Linked DNA regions of Mus musculus: region 2 is linked to region 1. Evidence: chromatin loops called from intact Hi-C (ENCODE). Cell type or tissue: gastrocnemius. All regions are shown on one strand.

What was found. Peaks named below come from ENCODE experiments on the same cell type or tissue, not always from the same donor. Only the 100,000 strongest peaks of a DNase experiment are listed, where the experiment ranks them.
Region 2: it touches region 1 in a loop (2.3-fold over the local background); 3 of 42 quality-filtered maps call a loop at or near these places.

Annotation. Positions count from the first base shown.
Region 1 is chr10:95,488,495-95,490,994 of GRCm38, reverse strand. It overlaps Mrpl42 (mitochondrial ribosomal protein L42), which reads left to right. Exons shown (of 6, transcript NM_001359476.1): 5 at 583-749. Among named protein-coding and RNA genes, the nearest start is that of Mrpl42, 12 kb to the left of the region's middle. In gastrocnemius, a CTCF peak has its summit at 1,155 (motif pointing left); a DNase peak (open chromatin) is centred at 1,138.
Region 2 is chr10:95,863,510-95,866,009 of GRCm38, reverse strand. The region is part of intron 3 of Gm33377 (a long non-coding RNA gene); the gene reads right to left. Among named protein-coding and RNA genes, the nearest start is that of Gm33543, 22 kb to the right of the region's middle. In gastrocnemius, no CTCF peak of the experiment used is centred here; no DNase peak of the experiment used is centred here; H3K27ac peaks cover 308 bases.

The DNA of each region.
Region 1 (2,500 bases):
GGCCTGGTACTGGAACAGTAGCTAAGAATTTATATCTAATCTACAAGCGGAGAGGGAGACTGGGTCTGGCATGGGCTTTTGAAACCTTAAAGCCCACCTCCAGTGACACACCTCCTAATCCTTCCTAGACAGTTCCAACTGGGAAGGAACCAAGCGTTCAAACATACGAGAAGCCTGTGGTGGCCATTCTTACTCAACCCCCACAGAGGTCTGTTATATATTTTCCATTGTTCTTTCCTTAATAATATGTAAGGTAACCTGCCACATTGCAGATTAAAAAAAAAAAAATCATGGGCCCCAGTATATAGGAGAAATAGGAAAAAAATAATAAGTACCTTATCAATGAGGTAAAGTAATTGAGTAAGAACTTTTATTATTGGAAAGTAAACCTAAAATTTTTTTTTTGTGTATAGACGAGTCTTTCCGACTTTGGATAATACAGCTACCTGAAGGTGCTCTGGTAACTTAACACTGAATGGCAAGGGGGTGCATGGCTGAGGGCAGTCGCTGTTTCATCACAAAGCCGGTCAGTTCCGGCTTACGTTTCTACATTTCATCGTTGGTAATTTGCTTATTTTATAGCCCATCCCTCAACCAGATCTTCTGCATAATAATGAGGAAACCCACGAGCAGATCCTGAAAGCCAAGTTAGAAGTTAGAAAGAGCAAGCAGCTGGAGCAAGGGCCCATGATAGAACAACTGAGCAAGGTGTTCTACACCACGAAGCATCGCTGGTACCCGCACGGACAGTAAGTCCATCCCGTCCCTCGGCTCCCACCACACACGCTCACCTCTGCCTTTGCATCAACAGCTTCTGCAGTGGTGCTGTGTGGGAACATTGACCAAGTGTGCCATGGTGTATTTCTCAGTCTGCATATCCTGGAGTTCAAGCAACATTAACACTTTATTAATGCAAGTCTTTCTGAAATTCTGCTGGCTTGTGCTAGTCCTTTATTACAGTTTTTACATTTTCTTTCCTGATAATTACTGATCTTATTCTGAGCACTTTACCCATTTCTTTATTCTAAAGGTTTATTTATTTCCTTATCTTGCGTGTATGAGTGATTTGTGTCTGTGTAAGTACACTACATGTGTTTGCCCCCGGAGACCTGGGGAGTACACCAGATCCCCTGGAACTGGTGCCACCCTGTGGCCACTGGGAACAGGACCTGTATCTTCTGCAATAGCAGCAAGTGCTCTTAACCTCTGAGCCATCTCTGCAGACACCCTTTATCCATTTCTAACAGAGTTTTGAATTATTATCCCCCTCTCCCCAATTGTGCAGGCTGATTGGTCAGTAAATCTCCTTAATTCCTATAAAAACTACTTGCAGTTCTGTTTACAATGCTCACATAGTGTTTTTCTCCCTCCCTCCCTCCCTTCTTTTTTTCTTTTTGTGTTTCGAGACAGGGTCTTACTATGTAGTCCTGTCTGTCCTGGAACTCACTGTGTAGGCCAGGCTGGCCTCGAACTCAGAGATTTTTCCGCCTCCAAGTGCTGAAGGTGTGCACCATCACTGCCCAGCACATTGTGTTATTCTTGTCCTGTGTCTGACTATGGCCTTAGTTTCCCTTTCCTTGTGTGATTAAGTTAGTCTGTCTTTGTGTGTGCGCATTTTTGTGCTAGTGTGCGTGAACATGGGAGCCAGAGGTGAATGCTGCGTGCCCTCCTCAGCCACTCTTTACCTTATTTACTGTCGTCGCCACCCCCCACCCTATTTACTTACTTTTAAAGATCTATTTATTTTTATTTATGTCCACGTTTTGCCTACTTACAAGTGTGTGCACCACATGTGTGCAGTGCCTCAGGAGGCGAGGCATTGCATCTCCTACAACTGGATTTAGAGATGGTTGTGAGCCACCAAGAGGGTGCTGGGACTTGAACCCAAGTCCTCTAGAAGAACTGCCAGTGCTCTTGAGCACAGGGCCATTCTCTTGAACCTGATCTCACTGATTACACAGACCGATTGGCCAGCATGGCCTGGGATGCCCCTGCTTCTGCCTCCTCAGTTCTGGGATTATGCGTGTCCACTGCCTTACAGGCTGCCTTTTACATAGGTGCTGGGATTTGAACTCTGGTCTTCATACTTCCATGGAAGACACTTTAATTGAGGCAGCTCCCAGGCCTTTCTATTTACTTGGGTTGGTTTTTTTTTGGTTTTGTTTTGTTTTGTTTTGTTTTAGATTTATTTATATATAAGTACATTGTAGCTGACTTCAGATGCAGGGTGTCAGATCTCATAATGGGTGATGGGTGGTTATAAGCCACCATGTGGTTGCTGGGATTTGAACTTAGGACCTTTGGAAAAGGAGTCAGTGCTCTTACCCACTGAGCCATCTCACCAGCCCTATTTACTTGTTCCTTTGTTTATTTATCCTTCCTTCCTTTCTTCCTTTCTCTCTCTCTTTCTTTCTTTCTTTCTTTCTTTCTTTCTTTCTTTCTTTCTTTCTTTCTTTCTTTCTTTCTTTCTTTCTTTCTTTCTTTTTCTTGTTTTTTTCAA
Region 2 (2,500 bases), 380 kb before region 1:
GGTTGTTGGAAGTCATCACAGGGTCAGATAGAGCAAGCCTGCTAACTCAGAACTCTCTCCTCCCCATGCTGTTCTACCACTGCAGGGCCCTCAGAATCATGAGCTCATCCTAGCCTAACTATTTTCCAAAGAACCCACCTCCTAAAACCACTGATGTCTGCTTCTAAGATGTGAGCTTCAGGAGACACATTCAATCCACACTACTGTGTTGATATCTGCTGTGTAGAAATTAGTTACTTCTGATTGTATTTATCCAAGGCAGTAGTTTAACAAGCACATTAGTCTACAGGCACATTTTTGCTAATTTTAGAAGATAAATATAAACACACACACATACACTCACTCACACACACACATATACACACATACATGCACACACACACACTCATACACACACATATAAACACATACATGTACACACTTATATACACATGCATGCACTCACATACATACACATAAACTCACACGTAGGTATACACACACTCACACATGTAGGTATACACATACACACACAGAGACACGCATATACACACATACACACATGTGGACATATACACACACGCATAGGTATACACATACCCATACACACATACACATGCATACACACACTCATGCACATAAACACACACTCACATGTACACACATACACACAGGCAAACACACATGCATACACACACACATGATTACATACACACATTCACCCATATACACACACAGACAGACACACATACACACATGTGTGCACACGCACATGCACACACACGCCATCCAAGAGACGAACAGTTGCAGAATGAAATACACTCAGACATTTCCAATTGCGTTTGGGGCCCCGGTTCAGTTCACCCCTTGCCCCTCTGTTCCAGCCTCTTTCGCCTTCCATCTCTTTCCATTTTATTTTTCTCATCGTGTTTTGACAGGTGAAGTTGCTCGTGCAAAAGCCATGTAATAAAATACAGGAATGCCACCTTTGCCTCCCTTGCCTGCTGCCGCAGAGCGTGTGAAGCCTGTGCCCTCTACCCTTCAGAGGAGTGCTGGAGTGGCAGGAGGCTCATGGAGCTGGAATGCTGTCTGTCTCTCTCTGGCCTCTCTGCCCGGAATGTGCTCCCCACCCTAATCTCCACTGAGACCAGTGTGCAAGCACTAGAGGCTTCAGCCAGCACAGACATGACACAGCAAGGGGGACAGAGGCTGGAGGCTGCAATCAGCCCATCCTATTTATTTAACTGCAAACTTTGTTCTTTAGTTTTTATAAAAAGCTTCATTGTTACATTGAATCCAAAGGAATTTAGCCTTTAACCTGCAGTTTCCAACTCCTGGTGCTAGCAAACTTTCTTTTCTGATAAGGGGACCGCCTGATGGAATTTTCTTCTTTTCTCTCTCATCCTGAAGGTGGGGCAACCCACTGAGATGTCTTTTGGACCTCGATTCTTATCAACTAAAATAAACACAAGGGCTCTCTGGTAATATATCCACGCAACAGAAGCTCCTGGTGTAATAAAACACAGAACATACAAAGAACGGGATCAACAGGCTTTAGTTTAGGGGTGTGTATGTGTGTGTGTGCGTGCGCACCTATGTATTTTCTACATTTCCCAATCTATCTAATTATTTTCTTTCTCCATCTGTTCCTAAGAGCCCTTTACTTATTGTAGGAAATTTCATACATTGATATAGTGATTTTAGGTAGTTTTCATGCCCCATTCCCCTCTCATCTTTCCAACAAACCTCATACTTCAATGTCTCCAAGGCTCAGAGAATATAGTACCAAAGAGGAGACAGAAAGACTCTAACAGCCAAGTAGTTATTTTATTTTTTTAAAAAGGCACAGGTTTGTTTTGTTTATCTTCATCCATATAGCCAGAACATGGTCCTTCATTTTCCTCTAAGGATCACAGTGGAAAAGGCTCAAGCCCTTTGTAATGACTGGGTGCCTATATCCCTGCCAATTTATACTGAAATCTTTATATTCCCCACCCCCTACAAACACACACAGGTGATGGTATTTGGGGGGGGGGGGCTTTTGGATGTCATTAAGTCGTGAGGAAGCCACTTTCCTAAATAAGACTCTTATAAAAGAGACCTGATTCTACTGTGGAAGTCAAGTGAGAGGCGGTGCCCCTCATCAGATACTGGGTCTCCTGGGATAGTAATCTGTATTATGTGTGTGTGTGTGTGTGTGTGTGTGTGTGTGTGTGATGAAGTTTGTCAGCTCTAGAAGATGAAGATATTCCTCCCATTGCTGTTTTTCACTGAAAGCTTGAGAACCAGGATCAGTTATGGGACCAGTTGCGCATGGCAGTGCTGGACAGAGAAGAAAGAGAAGTAGGCCAGAAGGGTTCTCCCTGTCACTCCTGGAGGAGGGTTCTCCTAAACTGACTTCACCAGGTCTTCATCCTCCTTAGAACCCTAGTTCCTACCTAATTTATTGAGTAAGATACGTGTGTATGTGTGTGTGTGTGTGTGTGTGTGTGTGTGTGTGTGTATTAAACTGATGGCCTGG